Regions from separate parts of the Homo sapiens genome. Here region 1 is linked to region 2. Evidence: chromatin loops called from intact Hi-C (ENCODE). Cell type or tissue: mammary epithelial cell. All regions are shown on one strand. Each heading gives the region's core, and the rest is flanking DNA. Links, peaks and the distances in the headings are about the cores only. Region 1 overlaps PKP2 (plakophilin 2). Region 2 has its middle 22 kb from the start of PKP2.

Region 1 (11,959 bases), core at 1,507-9,506, 75 kb before region 2:
TAACTAACATCGTTGCCTTTAGATTTTTACCTTCACAATACACCTTTCCTGTTAATACTATTATTCTTCTTCTTCCCACAAAAATTATCATATCTCTGTCCTCCATACTAGCTAATTTTGCTTACAGAAGAAAAAAATTAACTCCTGTTTCTCAAAGAACTGAAAATAGAATTACCATTCAATCCAGCAATCCCATTACTGGGTGTATATACAAAGGAAAATAAATTGTTCTATCAAAAAGGCACATGCGCTCGCATGTTCATCGCAGGACTGTTCGCAATAACAAAGACATGGCTAGGTTCCCATCAATAGGGGACTGGATAAGGAGAATGTGGTATACATACACCATGGAATACTACACAGCCAAGAAAAAGAATGAAATCGTGTCCTTGGCAGCAACATGGATGCAGCTGGAGGCCATTATTCTAAGCAAATTAATGCAGCAACAGAAAACCAAATATCACATGTTCTCACTTAAAAATGGGAGCTAAACACTGGGTACAAATAGACACAAAGATGGGAACAATAAACACTGGGGATTTCAAAAGCAGGGAGGGACAGAGCAGGAAAAAGGGTTGAAAATCCATCTATTGGGTACTAAGTTCACTATTTGAGTGATCGGCACATTAGAAGGCCAAACCTCGGCATCACGCAATGTACCTGTGTGACAAACCTGTACATGTACTTCCTGAATCGAAAATTAAAAAAAAAAAAAATTAACTCCTTAATGTGATCCTCAAGATCGCCACTATCTGGCTTTAGCCTATGTTTCCAATTTCTGTTTGATTACTTTCTATCACAAACTCCATACTCTTATCAGACTTGATTATTCACCAATTTCACCATCAATTTTCATTTGTTCACTCATTCATTTATTCATTTTATTCAAATACCTTGCTTACTTACTATATGCTGAAAACTTTGCTAAGTGTCAGGCATTAAAAATGTTTTTTAAATGCATAGGCTTAGCTTTTATGGCAAAATCTATTAATAGTAGCAAAGGTATGTAAACAACTATCATATAACAGCAATGTGACAAAATCAGTAACAGTGGTGACTTGGCTATGAACTCCCGTTTGAACCCTCAGGAACAAGCACTAGCTTTTGCTGGGGAAGCTGGAAAATGTTTCATAGAACATTTATGAACATTATGAACTTTATCTTTGGTTTTAAATCGTTAGGAGATTAAGTATTCAACAGGCAGATAATAGAAAATGTTTACCAGGCAAATAAAATTAAATAAAGTATTGATATGAAAGTACTATGACATCTAAGGAAAAGCAAGCACTTTGGTGGGTGTGAAGTATATCTGTGGGAAAAAAGGTGGTAATGAAGGTTGTGGATAGACTGAAAAAGGCTGTGTATGCTGTGATGGACCAAGATGTCTTCCATTTTTGTTTGGTTCACCCACTAAGTTCTTCCACCCCTTTTCTTATGGTAACAGATTTTGCTGTCCTTGCTATAAAAGGAGGTATCTGATCCAGGCTTGGACAATCCAGGCCAACAGTTGCTCAAATGATGTGCCCCTTTCTGAATCAAGGCCAGGAAAAAACTTTCCCTGTGATTGGCACAATCATTTTAAGAAAGATGTGCACTTTTTTTTTTTTTTTTTTGTGGCTAAGCAAGGGCTGCCTACGATTAAGTTATCTGCTCAGTAGAGAAGGCTTCTTTGCATTTGCAGGAAATGAGCCCACTATGAAAAAAGAAGAGCAAGCAGAGATGACATACAAACAGAAAAAGAGTGAGTCCTAGGAATGCTGAATTCTGTCCCAAAAAGGGAATACGGTCATGGTTCCTGGTATACTTCCTTCACTTCCTCAAGTGACCTGCAATATCTCAGCCACATGGGCCAATGAATTCCGACTTGTTTCAGTGAGTTTAAGTTCGGTTCCCACCATTTTCAATGGAAAGAGTCCTAATACATCTGCCATACTAAGAACTCTGTTTTATGTGGTAAGGCAATGGGAGCTGGAGAGAAACTTTAAGACGTGAAATATGTTTAAGCAGGTGAGCGATGGATCAAAGTGCACTAGAAAAGCAGATTCAATGGGCAGTACAGAAGATGGATTCGAGGAAGGCCACTTAGGCACTTCTTATGCCTTTCAAGAATGTGGTCCTTTATCTTTAGAGAATTTCTGACTACCAAAATAGTCCAGCAAGGCCCAGCTCACTCGACACCTCTTTTCTAGTGCCCTTCTGATCTCACCAGATGCCATGAATGGTCCTTTGTTCTGCATTCCCGCAGCACTTCACTTGCACCTTTGACATCCTAGTTCGCAAACTTCAGTGACTGTCAGAATCACCTAGAGGCTTGTTAAAACTAGATTGCTGGGCCCAACCTTGAGTGTTTCTGATTCAGAAGGTCTGGGGTGGGACCTGAGAATTCTAACAACTTCCAGGTGGTGCTGGACCTGTGGCCAGCTTTGAGAACTGCTGCTCTAACACATTTCATTGTAGCTGTCTTCTAGTTCACTTGCTTATCTGTGTCCCCTGCTCCACTAAACATTTCTTACGGATATTCTTGTTTTATATTTTTTGAGACAGGGTCTTGCTCTGTCACTCAGGCTAGAGTGCAGTGGTGCAATCATGGCTCACTGGAACCTCAACCTCCTGTGCTCAAGAGATTCTCTGTCCCAGCCTCCTGAGTAGGTGGGACTACATGTGCACACCACCATGTCCAGCTAATTTTTTCATTTTTTTGTGGAGACAGGGTCTTGCTATGTTGCCTAGGCTGGTCTCGAACTCCTGACCTCAACTGATCCTTCTGCCTCAGCCTCCCAAAGTGCTGGTATTACAAGTGTGAGCCACCGCACCCAGCCAAGGGTTTTCTTATTCATCTTTGTATAGCCTTCAGTAGCTAACATAATGCTTTACACAAAATTGGTATTTGATATGTATTACTGTGTGATTAACTATGGAGATAAAATAAACATCTTATCATAATAAATTCTTTCAGTTACCATCCAAATAAAGTCTCTCAAAAAATAAACTGTGTAGGCCGGGCACGGTGGCTCACGCCTATAATCCCAGCACTTCGGGAGGCCAAGGCAGGTAGATCACTGTACTCCAGCCTGGGCAACAGAGCGAGACTCTGTTTTAAAAAAGATAAATAAATAAATAAAATAAACAAACCATCAAACAAACTGTGTAACTAGAAAAGAACCAAAGGCAGAATATATCCTGACTTCCTTGGGGCTACCTAATTTTTTATTGCATCTTCTATCAGGGCAGGGTACAGGTAGCATTACCTTAGGCATCCAGTGACGTTGTAGAATATGTCAAAATCGAGCAAACCATTTGCTTTTGGGTAGTCTCCTTCAGGCCACCCAGAAAAGGGGATGATGATATTCTCCGTCAGCGTAAGCAATGCTTCTGTTATCATGAGATTCTTGAGTTTGTCATTAGATGACAAATTCCACAGCAAACCTAGAAAAGCACAGAGTTACCATGAAAACAGTGCAGGGTGGGACCAAAATGACCGCTGAAAAGTTCAGTCAAGGCCATCAACTCCAGGGCTATGACTAGTCATAAAAAAATTTGGGGGGTTGGGGGGCCAGCCTCTTTCTCAACTAGAAGAACCCAATTAGAACTCATTAGATGGTGATGGAGGCTGACCCACATGAGCAATAAATACATGGCTTAGGCTACAAACTGTGCAGGTTTAAACTAATCAGATATACAAATAAAGGCCAGACATGCTTAAGCATTTATTGCTGTTTCTCCTAAAGGGCCCTACCACAAAGCTGACCTGACCGGGATAATAAAGTCTGGGCTCACCAATAGGCAGGCTTAAAATGGTCCTATTGTAACTAAAACTTCAACATTTTTAAAGAGTCATATTTTTTTCTCCCTTAGATACACATGGGAAAATATCTTCCCTGCCTCCTTCCCCACTAACTGTAACTTTCACCTGACATTGTGCCTCCCAGTAAGAGCAGGGAAGGTCTGCAGAAAGCCTTTCTCCATGCCTGTCAACAGGAAGCTGATCAACATCACCAATTAATGTTATTGACTGTTACCCAATGACAGAATCATGTCCTCCAGCAATTTATTCTGGCTACCTCATGTATCCTTATTTTATAGTTTGGCAGTGAAGGAGAGACAACAGCATCTTCCCTATTGGCCAACTTGCATGGCCTAAGTACTGCTCAAAGATTAGTACCCTATTTACTCATTAAATTTTCTCTTTCCTCTTGAATCCCCCATATTAAAGAGAAAGACCATATAGGCCAATCCAGAAGAAACTGAGATAATAGCATGTTGTACTTTATAAGGTATATACTGTGACATACAGACTGAGGCTGAGTACTGAGAGAAAATAGAAAGTGGCATATACGTTTAGGATTTTTTTTGTTTTTGAAATTTGGAGCTCGAATCCTTCTGATTCAGTGGAAGGAAGACTGTACACTGATTGCTTGCTATTCCAGGGACTCCCAGCAGGTGTAAAGTTGCCTCGTCATCTTTCTTTCTTTTTTTTTGAGACTGCGTCTCACTCTATTGCCCATGCTGGAGTGCAGTGGTGGCTTGATCTCGGTTCATTGCAATCTCCACCTCCCAGGTTCAAGCAATGCTCCTGCCTCAGCCTCCCAAGTAGCTGGAATTACAGGCGCCCGCCACCATGCCTGACTAATTTTTGTATTTTCGGTAGAGACGGGTTTCACCATGTTGGCCAGGCTGGTCTCAAACTCCTGACCTCAAATGATCTGCTGCCTCGATCTCCCAAAGTGCTGGGATTACAGGCATGAGCCATTGCCTGGCCCGCCTCATTATCTTTCATACCGTAATGGGTTACACTAACTCACTAATGCCCAGGAAAAGGAGAAGAGGGGCAGAAAGAGAAGGGATGACTCTTCCCTTTCTACCCTATCCTTCTCACTGCCCAGGCAACAATTCCTACTTCTTTTTTCTCCCCCGAGATGGAGTACTGCTTTGTTGCCAAGGCTGAAGTGCGGTGGCGCAATCTCGGCTACCTGCAACCTCTGCCTCCCAGGTTCAAGCAATTCTCCTGCCTCAGCTTCCCGAGTAGCTGGGATTACAGGCACACACCACCATGCCTGGCTAATTTTTGTATTCTCAGTAGAGACGGGGTTTCACCATGTTGGCCAGGCTGGTCTCGAACCCTTGACCTGGTGATCCGCCCACCTCGGCCTCCCAAAGTGCTGAGATTACAGGCGTGAGCCACTGTGCCTGGCCCAGCAATTCCTACTTTTTTTTTTTTGAGACAGAGTCTCACTCGGTAACCTAGGCTGGAGTGTAGTGGCACAATCTTGGCTCACTGCAACTTCTGCCTCCCGGGTTCAAGTGATTCTCCTGCCTCAGTCTCCTGAGTAGCTGGGATTACAGGCGCAGACCACGACACCCGGCTAATTTTTTTGTATTTTGAGTAGAGACAGGGGTCTCACCATGTTGGTCAGGCTGGTCTCGAACTCCTGACCTCGTGATCCGCCCGCCTTGGCCTCCCAAAGTGCTGGGATTACAGGCGTGAGCCACCGCGCCCGGCCAGCCATTCCTACTTCTTAAATTGACTGTATGGTCTGTACAAAGGAAAGAGGAAGCATAGGTACTCAGGGCAGGCTCCTTTATGAACACAGCAAATGTGGCAGACTTGGCTGAACTATGTGGCAAACATCACCTCCCCTGAAATAAGAGCCTGTATAGTTAAAGCTTGGTAATTACTCAGCATACTTATATTTGGTCCAACCAATTAGAACACATTAGGCTTCATGCAGTCTTTTGGGCTTAAACAGTTTGCTTCTGCTGTGCACAGGTAGCTACTTTTTGAAACTGTAACCAGATTTCCACTGGAGCCTACACAGAGCTTCCATTAGATACAGTGACACTGTGTCTGGTGTCTTGTGAGGACTAGATTTCTGGCTTATGAGGAGGTATTTTCCTGATCAAACTAGCATTTGGGGTTAAGGAGCAGTGTCCCTCAGCCACAGGTTTTGCAATACAATGACTTCATTCCTCCTGCTTCTCCTTAAGAGGCCCTGGAAGAGGGACAGATAAAACTCAGAAGGTGGTTGAAAACAATTTAAAGACAAGTCTGAGGCTGAGTTTTGGTTACTAAGCTACAAAAGCAAGTTAGAAAGAAGAGAGAAATGAAGAAAAAAAACAAAAGCTTCTTTAGTCCTAAATAAGCAAACAAATTAATAGTCTCTGCCTGCCAGAAGCTTAAGAATGTGAAGCATAATGACATTTCCTCCTTTTAAAAAGGACCACACAGGACACTCAAAGAAAAAGTACACCTTACAATAAAAACCAGAGAGGATTAATTGGAACAAAGGGAGTGGAATTTTCCTTCAACAGTCAATATCCTTTAGAGCTTGCCATGCTCCATTATTTCTACAAAAGTATATGATTTTGGAAGTTTCAGCATAATTTTAGAATTTCTAATATAGGATTTTGCATAGAAATGTCATGCCTGTCAAATTTCTGGGTGGCATGAAAGCTGTGAAAGAACTAAGATGTTCAATAGAGATTCAGAATTACATATGCTCATACACACATACCCTCACACAAAATCAGTGAGTAACCAACTACAAACTGGGAAAATATGTACAATATGAGATAAAAGTTTAATACTCTTAATATATAGAATTTTTATAAATCACTAAAAAGCGAAACACCAGTAGAAAAATTGGGAAGGTACATAACACAAAACCAACTGATATTAGGAGCTAATGTACACAGGAATCCATGTTCTCTAGTAACTAAAGAAATACAAATTTAAACAACTAGATATCATTTTCCATGACTAGAGGAGGCAAAACCAGAACCGATGAGTGGAAATTCTAAAGAAGGAGATTTTGGCTCACTGAAAGTATAAACTTCTAAGAGAGCTTTGAAGAAAACAGAAAGAACTACTTGTAAGACCCAGCTCTATCACTAGAGGGAATAAAAATTAGCTTATCTCTTATCAGAAAGTAGATGAGGGCTTTTACCCTGAAATTAAAGTGTTAGACTAGATGAGCAGTTTCCAAATGAGCCCAGTGACAAAACAGACTCACAGTCTTGGGCCATGCCCCAAATTTGCTGAGCCAGAGTCTCAGGATGGAGTTCAGGAACTTATATTTTAAAAAAAGATTCCAGTTTGGGCATGAGGAAACCAATAGACTAGATGATTCTGAATAGATGTCCCTTCAATGATCAGATTCTGGATTACCTAATATAATATTTACGGTTTGGGTTTTCATGTGTCTCATCCTTAACTTCTGATCAATTTTTTCATAGTGTCTTAATGTCTACTAGTATAGCTCTTTGTTGCAGATGGTCTGTCTGCCTGTAATTTTCTACCATGAGGCTCTCATTCTAGCCAAAAAGAAAGGGATCTGGACTCTGTTAAGGGATATAATTAGAATAATTACCAATTATAAGAGACAATAACTCCATTAGCCAGAAATTTACTGCCAACCGTGATGTTTGTAAAAAATAGCTAACCAGTAAAGGGAGCTTAGATATTACAACTCATGTTAAATAATAATGACCTCGGCTGGGCGCGGTGGCTCATGCCTGTAATCCCAGCACTCTGGGAGGCCGAGGGGGGCGGATCACGAGGTCAGGAGATTGAGACCATCCTGGCTAACATGGTAAAACTCGTCTCTACTAAAAATACAAAAAAAATTAGCCAGGCGTGGTGGCGGGTGCCTGTAGTCCCATCTACTTGGGAGGCTGAGGCAGGAGAATGGCGTGAACCCGGGAGGCGGAGCTTGCAGTGAGCCGAGATCATGCCACTGTACTCCAGCCTCGGCAACAGAGCGAGACTCCGTCTCAAAAAAATAAATAAAAATAATAATAAAAAAATTAATGACCTCTAGGACAGAAAATATAGTAATTTAACAAATCTGCCTTAACACATAGGCAGCAAAACTTACAAGTTTTATGATTAAATAAATCCCTATCTTCAGTGAAAAAGAATGAGGAGGCAGAGATGAGGACAATGACCGCTCGGACAAGGACAAGAAAGAAAACTGGTTCTTTTTAACCGTGTTTTTCAAAGTGGTCAAAGAGTGGGAGGAATTTTTTTTTATTTATTTACAATTTCCCTTGCATAGATATACCCCTCCTTTCACCTAAATTTTGCAAATCTTAACTGGAATATCAGATTATTGAAACGGCCACGTATTCCAAGTTATATATAAACCCAGGGTACCTTGTTACACATTACGAATGCGGAATAAAATAATATACAATTACTTAAAGAAAGTGCATAATAAATATTTTATAGCAAAACATTCTGAGTATTTTATTAAATACAGCAATCCAATTAAGTACTTCTATAAAATATGCAGGGATTAATATGCAGTTTTAACACATTTCACTGACAATTACCCTGACTCTTTCATATGTAATGAAAGAGGGATAAGAACCCCTGCTGCACTCTTATCATGACTTGTCCGTTTTAATCCAAGGCATATCCCTGCTCACTCCAGCCAATGCTCACTACTCAGTGACCTTGAAGATGAACTTCTGAGACTAAGATGTGCCGTTCTCATTTCAATTACGGGAACACTACCACGCTCACTTAGTAAGGGAGAAAGAACAATCTCACCGGGGTGGGGGGAGTGGGGGTGTCTTTGATCCTGAAGTTCTTTCATTAGAAGAGAAGATCCTAGGCTACTACTGCAGAAGTAGAGCGAGAGATGAAGACAGCTTGAACCAAGGCAGAGACAAGAAGACAGAGGGGCCAGCACAGTGGCTCACGCCTGTAATCCCAATACTTTGGGAGGCTGAGGCCGGCAGATCACCTGAGGTCGGGAGTTCGAGACCAGCCTGACCAACATGGAGAAACCTCCATCTCTACTAAAAATACAAAATTAGCCAGGCATAGTGGCGCATGCCTGTAATCCCAGCTACTTGGGAGGCTAAGGCAGGAGAATCGCTTGAATCTGGGAGGCAGAGGTTGCAGTGAGCCAAGACTGCGCCATTGCACTCCAGCCTGGGTAACAAGAATGAAACTTCTTCTCAAAAAAAAAAAAAAAAAAGAAGAGAGAGGAAGGGTGTCAGAGGAGTGAGGAAGAGCTCTCTGATCAGAGGAGTCTCAAAGACAAGCCCCTTCTCAAAGACTATACAAATGAGTCATCACGTGCCTCAAAAGTAGGTGGGGTGACAGCAAAACACTCAGATACAACTAGGTTCAAACCTGGGCTTTGTTCTTTACCATTTAGGCAACCTTGGGCAATTTACTTAACCCCTCTGAGTCTCACACTGATCATATGTAAGTCACCAATTATGCTTTCACCTCTTACGGAGTTGTCAGGAGAAATAGGGATAAAAAAACAGAAAGCCTTAGCTTAGTGACCAACACATAATAGGGGTTCAGAAAAAAAAAAGGTCAAAGAAATAGACCAGTAAGATTCACATATATACTTACTTTCTTTGTGTTTCTAAACAAAGATATAAACATGTCTATATTAGGTTAACAATTTATTTCTGAGGCCCAGAAAGCCCTTATTTAGCTCTTCTATTAGTAGAGCCAAAGGGAGTAATTTAGAAGGATTTGTATCAGATGTTCAAATGTCTGTTTGGTTCAATTAGCATGTAATGAACACCCTCCAGTAGGGATGTTTGGCTTATACTAGAAATCCTGGGTGCTGCACAATCAACTTCCATTTATCAACTCTATAGATGATCTAATGATGCCTGAATGGTTTCACATGGCATCAACATCACAGAATGTTCTCTGACGTTAGTCTCCTATTGCCTATGCAGGAGAAGAGGAAGCGTGATTCAATGGCTTGTTCCCTTGACACACACACACACACGCACGCAAGCACACACACACTTCCCAAGCTTTCTAACTACCAGGCACCCTAACTCCAAATCACGCTATTTTCCATGTCTCCTCTAAATGACCGGCAGCTAGTTTCTTTCTGCCTCTTTGCCTTGCTAGTGATGCTCACTTTGCCAGGAATAACTTTCATCCTCTTTCAAAACACCAATCCAAAGCCTATTCCTTTTTTAAGGTCCACAATGAAACATAACCCCTTCAGGAAGTATTTCCTGACTATAAAACTAGTAGATGGAGAAACAAAATCCAACGCGGGTGCAGTGGCATGTCCCTGTAGTCCCAGCTACTGAGGAGGCTGAGGCAGGAGGATCTCATGAGCCCAGAAGAACAGCCCAGGCAGCACAGCGAGATCCCCATCCTTTAAAAAAAACAAAAACAAAAAAACCCCAAATCCACACCGTCCCTAGGCTGTGATTCTCAGTACCTGACCCCTGAAAGCTGCTCTGTAAATGTTGGTTAAATGAATGGAATCACTTTTAATTTCTACAGGCATTTGAATACAAATCATGGATATGAAAAGAAATCCCTCATGGGACCTGACAGAATGCTGGCAAGAGCGTAGCATGGTACTGGTAGGGCGCGGTGGCTCACGCTTGTAATCCTAGCACTTTGAGACGCGGAGGCAGGCGGATCGCCTGAGGTCAGGAGCTCAAGACCAGCCTGATCAACGTGGCGAAACCCCGTCTCTACTAAAAATACAAAAAATTAGCTGGGCGTGGTGGTGGGCACCTGTAATCCCAGCTACTTGGGAGACTGAGGCAGGGAGAATTGCTTGAACCCTGGAACCAGACGTTGCAGTGAGCTGAGATCATGCCACTGCACTCCAGCCTGGGCAACAGAGCAAGACTCTGTCTCAAAAAGAAAAAGAGAATAGAGAGAGTAGCATGGTACCTCACATAGTTTTATAACATTAAAATATATCAGAATTTAAAATGTGATATTTAGCAACATGTATACAGCTGGAGGTCATTATCCTAAGCAAATTAATGCAAAAACAAAAAATCAAATACCACATATTCTCACTTACAAATGGGAGCTAAACATTGGGTATACATGGACTTAAAGATGAATAAAAGAGGGAGGAAAGGACGGGGGCAAGGGTTGAAAAACTATCTGTTGGGTACTATGCTGAGTACCTGGGTGACAGGACCATTCGTATCCCAAACCTCAGCATCACACAATATATCCATGTGACACACTTGAACACGTAACCCCAAATCTAAAATGAATGTTGAATTTTTTAAAATGTGATATTTTAAGACATAAAGCGAGTAGAGATAACATAATGACAAAATCTTTATAGAAAAATTAAACCTATTATATAACTAAATGAAGCAGGTAGAAGAGCAAAATATATTCAATTTACTTTAAAACAATATTTGTGGAGTATTTCCGTTAAAAGTATTTACCAGAACACTGTCAACTATTACACAGTTAAAAAAAAAAAAAAAAAAACCTCTTCTATGATGTATATTCTTTGAGCATTGGTTTCCTCATCTGTAAAATTGAGATATAGCACCTGATAATACCTAGAAACCCAAGGTTTCTGTGATAATTAAATTAGAAAATGTACGTATATCGCTGAGACATTGAAGATATTTAACAAAAATTTACTGATGATTGCACTCAGTTATGCCTCCTGCAATCTTTGTTAATTTTTTTGAGATAAGGTCTCACTCTGTTGCCCAGGCTGGAGTACAGTGGTGCAATCATGGCTCACTGCACCAGCCTCAGCCTCCTAGGCTCAAGCAATCCTCCCACCTCAGCCTCCTGAATAGCTGAGACTACAGGCACACACCACTAACACACCTGGCTAATTCTTTATTTTTCATAGAGACAGGGTCCCACTATGTTGGCCAGGCTGGTCTCGAACTCCTGGGCTCAAGCAATCCTCCTGCCTTGGCCTCCCAAAGTGCTGGGATTACAGGCATGAGCTACTGCACCCAGCCCCTCCTGTACTCTTTGTACTGTGTGCAGGGAACACAAGCGGAGAGCTGATGGTGATGGCAGGGAGAGTGCTTATTCTGGAACATCAACAAATCATCTTCTCTTTTATCATACGACTGTTCATTTAAATGAAAGTAGCCCCTTCTCTTCATGCTTAGAGGACATATTACTAACACTGCTGTTTTAATTCTATCTGATTAGTCCATCTCTCCAATTCATTGC
Region 2 (11,959 bases), core at 1,522-9,521:
CTAGGATTACAGGCATGTGCCACCACGCCCAGCTAATTGTGTATTTTTAGTAGAGACGGGGTTTCTCCATGTTGGCCAGGCTGGTCTTGAACTCCCAACCTCAGGTGATCTGCCCGCCTTGGCCTCCCAAAGTGCTGAGATTACAGGCATGAGCCACCATACCCAGCCAGCTTCCCATATTTTTCTAATGAGATTAATGGTTGTATTAACAAATATGATTTTTTTGCCATTGTATAATATATGTATCAACATGTGGAGGAGACACATAACTCAAGGTAACAACATCTATAATGTTATGATCATGCATGATTGAAAGATCTATTCAAAGTGCAAAGTAGACAGATAGATTTTAATGTAATTGATTAAGAAAACTTAATATAGTTTCAGATTCCACATTACAAGCAACCTTTTTTTTATTCTTTAGATAGAGCTCACGCTGTTGCCCAAGCTAGACTGCAGCAGTGTGATCTCGGCTCACTGCAACCTCCACCGCTTGGGTTCAAGGAATTCTCCTGCCTCAGCCTTCCGAGTAGCTGGGATTATAGGTGTGTGCCACCACACCTGGCCAACTTTTGTATTTTTTGTAGAGATAGGGTTTTACCATGTTGGCCAGGCTGGTCTTAACTCTCGACCTCAAGTGATCTGCCCTCTTTGACCTCGCAGCTTACTGGGATTACATGTGTGAGCCACTGTGCCCTGCCACAACCAGCCTTTAAGATTCTTCTATCTGTTGAGTTTTCATGTAACATTAAAGCAAATGCCCACATTATCTGAAAAGGCTATAAAGCTACTTCTCCCTTTTCCAACTACCTCTTATACTATTGCATTGAGGATTAGGTTTCAACCTATGAATTTTGAGGGGATGCAAACATTCAGACTATAGCAGGTATATGCCGAAAAGAACTGAAAAATGATAGTCAAACAAATACATAAGCACGTCTTTTTTTTTTTTTTTTTTGAGACAGGGTCTCACTCTGTTGCCCATGCTGGAGTGCAGTGGCATGATCATGGCTCACTGCAGCCTTGACCTGTCAGGCTCAGGTGACTCTCTCACCTCAGCCTCTTGGGTAACTGGGATCACAGGTGTGTGCTACCAAGCCTGGCTAATTTTTTTGTATTTTTTGTATAGATGGGGTTTTGCCATGTTACCCAGGCTGGTCTCAAACTCCTGAGCTCAAGTGATCCACCCACCTTGGCCTCCCAAAGTGTTGGGATTATAGGTATAAGCCACCACGCCCGGCCCTCACATGTCACAGCAACACTATTTACAATAGCCAAAAGGTGGAGACCCAAATATCTATCAACAGATGAATGGATAAACAAATTGTGATATATACATACATTAGAATATTATTCAGCCATAAAAAGAAATGAAGTACTGATATATGCTATAACATGGATGAACCTTGAAAACATTGTGCTAAGTAGATGAACCAGACACAGAAGTTAGGAGATATGGTTTGGCTGTGTCCCCAGCCAAATCTCATCTTGAATTGTACTCCCATAATTCCCACGTGTTATGGGAGGGAATCGGTGGGAGATAATTTGAATCATAGGGATGGTTTCCCCCATACTGTTCTTGTGGTAGTGAATAAGTCTCATGAGATCTGATGGTTTTATCAGGGGTTTCTGCTTTTGCATCTTCCTTATTTTCTCTTGTTGCCATGATGTGAGAAGTGCCTTTTGCCTCCTGCCATGATTCTGAGGCCTCTCCAGCCATGTGGAATTGTAAGTCCAATTAAACCTCTTCTCTTTCTCTTCCCAGTCTTGGATATATCTTTATTAGCAGCGTGAAAATGTACTAATATGGTAAATTGATACCAGTAGAGTGGGGCATTGCTGAAAATATACCCGAAATTATGCAAGTGACTTTGAAACTGGGTCACAGGCAGAGGTTGGAACAGTTTGGAGGGCTCAGAAGAAGATAGGAAAATGTGGGAAAGTTTGGAACTTCCCAGAGACTTTCCCAGAGACTTGTTGAATGGCTTTCACCAAAAGTCTGATAGCGATATGGACAATAAGGTCCAGGCTGAGGTGGTCCCTGAAGGAGATGAGGAACTTGTTGGGAACTGGAGCAAAGGTGACTCTTATATGTTTTAGCAAAGAGACTGGTGGCATTTTGCCCCTGCCCTAGGGATTTGTGGAACTTTGAACTTGAGAGAGATGATTTAGGGTATCTGGTGGAAGAAATTTCTAAGCAGCAACGCATTCAAGAGGTGACTTGGGTGCTGTTAAAGACATTCAGTTTTATAACGGAAGTGGAGCATAAAAGTTCAAAAAATTTGCAGCCTGACAATGTGATAGAAAAGAAAAACCCATTTTCTGAGGAGAAATTCAAGCCACCTGCAGAAATTTGCATAAGCAACGAGATGCTGAATGTTAATCACCAAGGCAATGGAGAAAATGTCTCCAGGGCATGTCAGAGGTCTTCACGGCAGCTCCTCCCATCACAGGCCTGGAGGCCTAGGAGAAAATGGTTTCATGGGCTGGGCCCATGAAACTTAGGCTGTTTGCAGCCTAAGGACTTGGTGCCCTTTGTCCAAGCTGCTCCAGCCATGGCTGAAAGGGACCAACGTAGAGCTTGGGCTGTGGCTTTAGAGGGTGCAAGCCCCAAGCCTTGGCAGCTTCCACATGATGTTGAGTCTGTGAGTGCACAGAAGTCAAGAATTGGGGTTTGGGAACCTCTGCCTAGATTTCAGAAGATGTATGGAAATGCCTGGATGCTCAGGCAAAAGTTTGCTGCAGGGGCAGGGCACTCATGGAGAACCTCTGCTATGGCAGCGCAGAAGGGAAATGTGGGGTCAGAGCCCCCACAGAGAGTCCCTACTGAGGTACCACTTAGTGGAGCTATGAGAAGAGGGCCACCATCCTCCAGACCTCAGAATGGTAGATACACTGACAGCTCGCACCATTCACCTGGAAAAGCCACAGACACTCAATGTTAGCCCTTGAAATTAGCTGGGAGGCTGTACCCTGCAAAGCCATAGAGGCGGAGCTGCCCAAGACCACGGGAACCCACCTCTTTCATCAGTGTGACCTGGATGTGAGACTTGGAGTCAAAGGAGATCATTTTGGAGCTTTAAAATTTGACTGCCCCACTGGATTTTGGACTTGCATGGGCCCTGCAACCACTTTGTTTTGGCCAATTTCTCCCATTTGGAACAGCTGTATTTACCCAATATCTGTACCCCTACTGTATCTAGGAAGTAACTAGCTTGCTTTTGATTTTACAGACTCACAGGGGGAAGGAACTTGGCTTGTCTTAGGTGAGACTTTGGACTGTGGACATTTGGGTTAATGCTGAAATGAGTTAAGGCTTTGGGGGACTGTTGGGAAGGCATGATTGGTTTTGAAATGTGAGGACATGAGATTTGGAGGGGCCGGGGTGGAATGATATGATTTGGCTCTGTGTCCCCACCCAAATCTCATCTTGAATTGTACTCCCATAATTCCCACGTGTTGTGGGAGGGACCTGGTGGGAGATAATTGAATCCTGGGGGTGGTTTCCCTCATATTGTTCTTGTGGTAGTAAGAATAAGTCTCACGAGACCTGATGGTTTTATCAGGGGTTTCTGTTTTTATATCTTCCTCATTTTCTCTTGCTGCCTCCATGTAAGAAGTGCCTTTCACCTCCAGCCATGATTGTGAGGCCTCCCCAGCCATGTGGAACTGTCCAGTGAAACCTCTTTTTCTTCCCAGTCTCGGGTATGTCTTTATCAGTAGTGTGAAAATGGACTAATACAGTCATATATTGTATGATTCCATTTATATGAAACATCTGGAATAGGTAAACCCATAGAGACAGAAAGCAGATTGGTGGTTGCCAGGGGCTGGAGGGGAAGGGAATGGGGAGTGACTGTTCAATGGGTATAGGGTTTCCTTTTGGGGTGATAAAAAACAGTTAGGAACTAGTTAGATGTGGTGGTTGTACAACACTGTGAGTGTAATTATGCCATTGAATTAAGACTGTTAATTTTATGTTATATAAATGTCACCTCAATTAAAAAAAAATCACAGCTGGATGATCACCAGATATAGGCCCTAGCACTCGGCAGGGATTCAGAATTTCTTTTTCGGTTTTACTCAAGTAAGCAAAATGAACAATATCTGTTTTCTTTCTGTTGGCAGTGTTTCGAGTATCTGGTGCTAGTATAATCATTATTTTGGCTATTATCAGACTTAGCAATGCAATTTTTGCTTTGATATTCTTCCCAGTTGTTGTGTCAGGAAGAAGGCAGAATTAGGCAGTGTGCTAAAATCAAATCAGTATTTCTTACATAAATGATTGGTTGGGTGAGTCTGTTTTTAGTCACCCATCTCCTTTGAAGTCTGAAAGCAGGCAAGAAATTTGAGATTGTTGACATTTCCTACAGAAGAGCTAAAATGTACTGTTATTGAAAGACTACAAGATTTATCAAACAAAAATACATCAACTTCAACACCTTCAATTTATTATCCAAAGGTGGGGGTCACTTATTGGGTTCTTTGTCCAATGTACAGGTTGTTCTGTCCCTCACTCCCAGCAAAATATTGTGAAATATCTTAAGTTTATTGGATTATTAAAGGGCAGTTGGCTTACAGTTCTGTGGTTTGCCCCTGGCTTTTCTTCCCTAGCAACCAAAAACAATACTACTCATCAAGAAGATTGCATCTTATGTCATTACATAGAGCTTTTTTTTTTTTTTTTTTTTTTTTTTTTGGAAACAGGGTATCACTCTATTGCCCAGACTGGAGTAGTGGCGTGGCATGATCTCAGCTCACTGCAACTTCGGCTTCTAGGGTTCAAGCAATTCTTGTGCCTCAGGCTCCCAAGTAGCTGGGACTACAGGTGCACACCACCATGCCCAGCAAATTTTTGTATTTTTTGGTAGAGATGGGGTTTCACCATGTTGGCCAGGCTGGTCTTGAACTCCTGACCTCAAGTGATCACCCACTCGGCCTCCTAAAATGCTGGGATTACAGGTGTGACCCACTGCACCCGGCCATTATATAGAGCTTTTTATATTTAACTTTTAGTCTAATTTTCCTTGAAGTCTGCACACTGGACAATTAATTGGTCAGCAGCAAGGTGATAGTTCTAGTGAGACAAAGCAGCATCTAGAGGAGAGAGTGAAAACCAGACAAGGTATTTGCATTAGTATTTCAGACTTTAAGACTGAGTTAATTAAGGGTGGAGTGGCATTATTTTGGCTTAAATTTCTTCATCTGTAAAGGTGTGTTAATGGTACTATCCACATAGAGTTTTGTGAAAAAATATGTGTATGTGAAATGTTTTATATAGAATCAGGCATATAATTGGCCAACAAAGGATGTTTTTTGTTTTTTAATGAGGAATAATGCTGCTGATGAGCAACTAAGATAGTGCTCATCATAGAAGAGAGAATCAAATAACAAAGGGATGTGAGGCCAGCTCAGTTTTCCTTCAGTTAGAAAATAGACATGTAAGTAAAGCATAATATATAATTATTGTTATGAAGCGAGTATACACTATATAATAATTAAGGAAGAGAAAAATAAAGAGGTGACATGAAGAAAAGAAGGTGAAAGAAAGAAGGGATGAGTGAAGGATAGTGTACATCCAAAACTTCATTTTGAGTGACATGTGAGGATGTGAAAATATAAAATTGTTGGGTTTTATAGAATCAGAGAGGTCAGCTTTCATTCTCTAATATTATAAATTAAGAGAGATGTAGGGCAAAGTAGAACAGAGATTTCTCAACCTCACTAATATTCAGAATCACTTTGAGAAACTTATAAAAATATAAATGCCTGTACCCCACCCCAGTGACTCTGATTCTTAGTTCCAGGGTGGAATCCAGTGATCTGTGTGTTTAAAAAGATCCTTAGATGAATTTTGATGCAAATCTACATTTGAGAATGGCAGAAATGGGCCCTAAATGTTTGCCTGTGTCCAGTAGTATCTGTTCAGCCCCTTCTTGTAATTCTCCTCTCTCTACAGAGCAAGAAAAAGAAACATGATGGAATAACCCAATTTAAAATTGAAGCCGGGTGTGGTGGCTCATGCCTGTAATCCCAGCATTTTGGGAGGCCGAGGCCGGAGGATCACCTGAGGTCAGGAGTTCTAGACCAGCCTGACCAACATGGCAAAACCCTGTCTCCACTAAAAATACAAAAATCAGCCGGGCGTGGTGGCGGTTGCCTGTAATCCCAGCTGCTCAGGAGGCTGAGGCAGGACCCAGGAGGCAGAGGTTGCAGTGAGCTGAGATTGCGCCCCTGCACTCCAGCCTGGGTGATAGAGCAAGACTCAGTCAAAATAAAATAAATAAATAAAATAAAAGAAAATAAAATAAAAGATTACCTTTTAAAAAATCCATGAAAATATATAACATTATTCCCCTTGTTTTTCTTTTCCTGCGACTGATTTAGGAGGGCACCGGCTTCTTTTCTCCTCTGAAGTGGGGGCTGAGCTACAGCAGTGACACCAAGTGGTGGTTTTAGGGGATTCTCCTTTTCATTTGAAACTTTGTGATTTTTAAATGACTGAAATAAGATGTCGTTTGCCTTCTTTCTCTTTCCCATCAGTTAGAGCATGTATTCTTCAGTTCTTGCATACCTCATTCACCAGAAATGCTAAAAGAATGAAGAAAACAACAAACAGGATTTGACCCTGACATTTGATCTTTTTGAGTGCTTCCAATATAAACACCTTTGTTTAGTTGTTTCTAGGACCAGGTGGTTTCAGTGAATTCAAAGAGAGCCTAAACTAAACTCTACATGCTAAAACTATGATAATGATGATGAAACTGTCAGTGCATTTAAAGTTATATGACTCATAAAAAGAGAGTACTGTGAACTTAAAAGTAAGAATGCTGCAGACTGATGCCAAGAAAACTCAATGAGTCTGTGATGAAGGTCGAGACTCCCTTCATAACCATCTGCGGTGAGCTAAAACTTAGGTATCCAAAGAATAACAATGCTTAAGATGTCTTGCTTAGGAAAAAAAAAAGTAAAAGTAGGTTTGGAAAGTTCGTGTCTTAGTTTGGGCTGCTATAACAAATTACTATAGACTGGGTGGCTTATAAGGAAAAGCAATTTATTTCTCGCAGTTCTGGAGCTGGGAAGTCCAAAATCAAAGGACTGGTGTCTGGTGAGGGCCTGCTTCCTCACAGACAGGGCAGATAGGGCCATGAGTTATCTGTTGTCTCCTTTCTGTTAATTGTAATTTTTTGGTTTTTAATTATTTTTGAAAAAATAGAGATGGGGTCTCACTATGTTGGCCGGGTTGGTCTGGAACTTCTGATCTCAAGCAGTCCTCCTGCCTTAGCCTCCCAAAGTGCTAGGATTACAGGTGTGAGCCACCATGCCTGGCCTGGAGTCTCTTTTATGAGGGCACTAATCTCATTCATGGGGCCTCTTCCTTCATGACTCCAGCCCAGGCTGGAGTGTAATGATGTGATCTTGGCTCACAGCAAACTCCGCCTCCCGGGTTCAAATGATTCTCCTGCCTCGGCCTCCTGAGTAACTGGGATTACAGGTGCCTGCCACCACGCCCAGCTAATTTTTGTTTTTTTTGTAGAGACGGGGTTCACCATGTTGCCCAGGCTGGTCTTGAACTCCTGACTTCAGGTGATCCACCTGCCTCGGCCTCCTAAAGTGCTAGGATTATAGGCGTGAACCACCGTGCCAGGCCTACTTTCAGGATTTTTACCTTATAATAGCATTCATCAAAGATGTCTTTAAACGGCAATTTCACCAGTACATTTATACTATGACTAAGTTCATAAATATTTGATATACAAACTTTTAAGAAATACATTTGCTAAGTAACATGGACACACCCAAATTACAAACAAAAGAGAAGAGGAAGTTAGGCTATTAACGGACATGTAGACAAGAGAAGTATATGTAGTTATGCAGAGGAAGAACAATCAATTATAAAGAAAAGCGCACAGAGGAAATGGGATTACCGTTGGTTCCAGGGACCATCATTGTGTAGGTGGAACCAACAGATTTGGTTAAGGACACTCTGCTGAAGACAATGCAGCTAGATTAGCCACTAATCACAGGCTAGTGTGGGAACTACAGGACATATTCCTCAATGCCCGAGAAATGTTGGTTGCTTTTCCTCCTCGTGTTTCTCAAATGTCATTTTACTTACCTTTTATTCATTATATCTGTCCTATGCTTCTACAATCTGAACATAAAATGAAATGTTTTATTTTATTTTATTTTTGAGACAGAGTTTCATTCTTGACGCCCAAGCTGGAGTGCAGTGGTGCAATCTCGACTCACTGCAACCACCGCCTCCCGGGTTCAAGTGATGCTCCTGCCTCAGCCTCCCAAGTAGCTGGGATTACAAGCATGTGCCACCACACCCGGCTAATTTTTAAAAATATTTTTGTAAAAACAGGGTTTTACCATGTTGGCCAGGCTGGTCTCAAACTCCTGACTTCAGGTGATCCACCTGCCTGGGCCTTCCAAAGTTCTGGGATTACAGGCATGAGCCACTGCGCGTGGCCCTTCATTTTAAATCGTAGCTTTTACCACCTTCTATATGGGGGAAATAACTAGTCCTCAGTTTATTTCCTTAATGCTTACTAATTTTATGTCACCATTGGTTGGCAGATACATTTTAGAAAACTGTGAAGAGAAAAATTTGTATAGACACTAAAAACAGCAGTCAGCTGATCTGGTGGGCCGTGGACTTGCTGCTGTAGACAATGGAATGATCAGAAATAATAAACAGGGCGAGAACTTTATCTATTTTTGAGCTGAATGTTCTAACATTTATGAATGACTAAGTGATGAGGCATCAATCTAAAATGCCTCTGCATTTCACATTAGTATGTGAAAAACTGGTAGGGATTAATGAATATTTTTCTTTAGCTTCTGAGTAAGAAACAGTTCCAAAATGAGGAAAGAATACCTGGCTTTGCCTTAAACTGAGTGTTCCTAACTCTGAAACTCTGGGAACTTTATAAATCCCTAAGACATTGTTTAAAAGCCCCAAATAAGAGGACTGAGTTTTCACTTTTACCCAATTAGATGCTAAAGTGGATTGAACAAAATGACATATTCTTGGATTATAGACTGGAGCATAAAAATTTATATCATAGCCAGTAATGACTGTCCTTTTGCCAAGCCATTGTACTCCTACCCCCTCTACCCCCATGACCCACGAGTGTTTCTTAAGCACCCACTAAACATGAGAGAAAGCAGCAAGGGTAGACTGGGAGCACATTGTGGACGGCTTGATATTTTCTTCAGCAATAAACGGAAGTTGTCAAGAAAACAAAAGACACCATCAGGCCTGTGCTTTGGGAAGACGTAACTGGCAGTGGTGTGTAAGACATACTGCTGGAGGATGAGGCCGAAGGTAGGGAGACTGGGAAATGCCATGGCTGATAAAATGGAAAGGAGGGTAGAAATTGCGAAGTGTGGCTTCTGTGAACTACTGCTGTCTTTTATTGTTTTAATTTAGAAAGAATGAATGCTCAAAAAATAGTTAGTTGAGGCTGGGTGTGGTGGCTCACGCCTGTAATTCCAGCACTTTGGGAGGCTGAAGCAGGCGGATCACCTGAGGTCAGGAGTTTGAGACCAGTCTGACCAACATGGTGAAACCCCATCTCTACTAAAAATACAAAAATTAGCTGGGCGTGGTGGCACGTGCCGGTAATTCCAGCTACTCAGGAGTCTGAGACAGGAGATCTCTTCAACCCAGCAGGTGGAGGTTGCAGTGAGCCGAGATCATGCCATTGCACTCCAGCCTGGGCAACAGAGTGAGACTCTGGCTCAAAAAAAAAAGTTAGTTGAATGCATACTGGTTATTTGTTGAGGGGAGGAAACAAAGATGATGGTGAAGTTTCAAGTCTTAACAGCTAGGCGTATTAGTCAGGGTTCTCTAGAGGGACTAATAGGATAGATGTATATATGAAAGGGAGTTTGTTAAGGAGTATTGACTCATACCATCACAAGGTGAAGTCCCGCAACAGGCCATCTGCAAGCTGAGGGATAAGGAAGCCAGCTGGAGTCCCAAAAACCTTAAAAATAGGGAAGCCAATAGTACAGCCTTTAGTTTGTGGCTGAAGGCTCAAGAGCCCCTGGCAAACCACTGGTGTAAGTCCAAGAGTCCAAAACCTGAAGAACGTGGAGTCCAATGTTCGAGGGCAGGAAGCATCCAGCAAGAGAGACTCAGCCAGTCCAGTCCTTCCAAGTTCCTCTGCCTGCTTTTATCCTAGCTGCACTGGCTGCTGATTAGACAGTGCCCACCCCGGTTGAGTGTGGGTCTGCCCTCCTAGTTTACTGACTCAAATGTTAATTTCCTTTGGCAACACCGTCACAGGAACAATACTTTGCATCCTTCAGTCCAATCAAGTTGGCAGTCAATATAAACCATCACACTGGGTTAAGCCCAAACTCGTTCTGTGTCCATCAACATTTGGTCCTTCTCTTGACTTTGCTAAAATTGTCTATGACTCATGCTTCCCTCAGTTTCTTAGGAAAACTCAGGCTCAAAATCTTGATGCAATGGTTCATTTCTTTTCTCCCTCTCTTGCCTTCTACAACAAGTTCCCAAGTTTTGTTCTCTTGATTGGGCAGTAGCAACGACTTCCTAATTGGTCAGGGCCAACACATAGTTTTATTTCACCTTTAACCTTTCTCACATACTACTGACACTTCAATTTTAATCTTAAAATCATAACTTTGAACAATTTTTTTTTTTTGAGACGGAGTCTCGCTCTGTCACCCAGGCTGGAGTGCAGTGGCACAATCTCTGCTCACTGCAACCTCCACCTCCTGGGATTCTCCTACCTGAGCCTCCCAAGTAGCTGGGACTACAGGCGCCCACCACCACGCCCAGCTAATTTTTTTTGTGTGTTTAGTAGAGACAGGATTTCACTGTGTTAGCCAGGATGGTCTCGATCTCCTGACCTCATGATCCACCCGCCTTGGCCTCCCAAAGTGCTGGGATTACAGGCGTGAGCCACTGTGCCTGGCCAACTTTGAACAATTTTAAAAAATTTTTATTTTAAGCTCAAGGGTACACGCGCAGGTTTGTTGTACAGATTATTTTGTCACCCAGGTATTAAGCCTAGTACCCATTAGTTGTTTTTCCAGATTTATCTACCTCCTCCCAACCTCCACCCTCCGTTAGGGCCTAATGTCTCTAACTACCATGCTGCGTTTTGATTAAAAGGTTACTGTCCACTGTATTTTATTTTTTTCAGGTGAGAAAGAAACATAAGAAGCAGTTGAGGGACCAGGAACCGGGTCCTCTAGGGATGAGGAGGCATTCTGTTGGATGGTTTTGCAAAATGTTTCCTCCAGAGTCATCTGCCTCATTAACAATGTTTTTTTCTTCAACTTTTATTTTAAGTTCAGGGATAAATGTGCAGGATATGCGGATTTGTTACACAGGTTAATGTGTGCCATGGTGGTGGCTGCACAGAGCATCCCATCACCTAGGTATTAAGCCCAGCATTCATTAGCTATTCTTCCTGATGCTTTCCCTCTGCCCTCACCAACAGGCCCCACTACGTGTTGTTCCCTGCTATGTGTCCACGTGTTCTCATTGTTCAGCTCCCACTTATATGTGAGAGCATGAGGTGTTTGGTTTTCTATCCCTGCAGTGGTTTGCTGAGGATAATGGCTTCCAGCTCCATTCATGTCCCTGCAAAAGACATGATTTCATTCCTTTTTATGGCTGTATAGTGTTCCACTGTGTATATGTACAACATTTCTTTATCCGGTCTTTCGTTGATGGGCATTTGGGTTGATTCCATGTTTTTGCTGTTGTGAATAGTGCTGCAATGAACATATTCACGCATATATCTTCGTAATAGAAAGATTTATATTCCTTTGGGTATATACCTAGTAATGGGATTGCTGGGTCAAATGGTATTTCTGCCTCTAGATCTTTGAGAAATCACCACACTGTTTTCCACGATGGTTGAACTAATTTACACTCCCACTAACAGTGTTTAAGTGTTCCTTTTTC

The links. A loop is a pair of places that touch in the nucleus more often than their neighbours do. Peaks named below come from ENCODE experiments on the same cell type or tissue, not always from the same donor. Only the 100,000 strongest peaks of a DNase experiment are listed, where the experiment ranks them.
Region 1: it touches region 2 in a loop (3-fold over the local background); 6 of 110 quality-filtered maps call a loop at or near these places.

Annotation. Positions count from the first base shown.
Region 1 is chr12:32,837,780-32,849,738 of GRCh38, forward strand. It overlaps PKP2 (plakophilin 2), which reads right to left. Exons shown (of 13, transcript NM_001005242.3): 6 at 3,249-3,426. Among named protein-coding and RNA genes, the nearest start is that of PKP2, 53 kb to the right of the region's middle. In mammary epithelial cell, for the core only: no CTCF peak of the experiment used is centred there; no DNase peak of the experiment used is centred there.
Region 2 is chr12:32,912,877-32,924,835 of GRCh38, forward strand. No RefSeq gene overlaps it. Among named protein-coding and RNA genes, the nearest start is that of PKP2, 22 kb to the left of the region's middle. In mammary epithelial cell, for the core only: a CTCF peak has its summit at 6,439 (motif pointing left); DNase peaks (open chromatin) are centred at 4,505, 6,815 and 7,805; H3K27ac peaks cover 5,569 bases.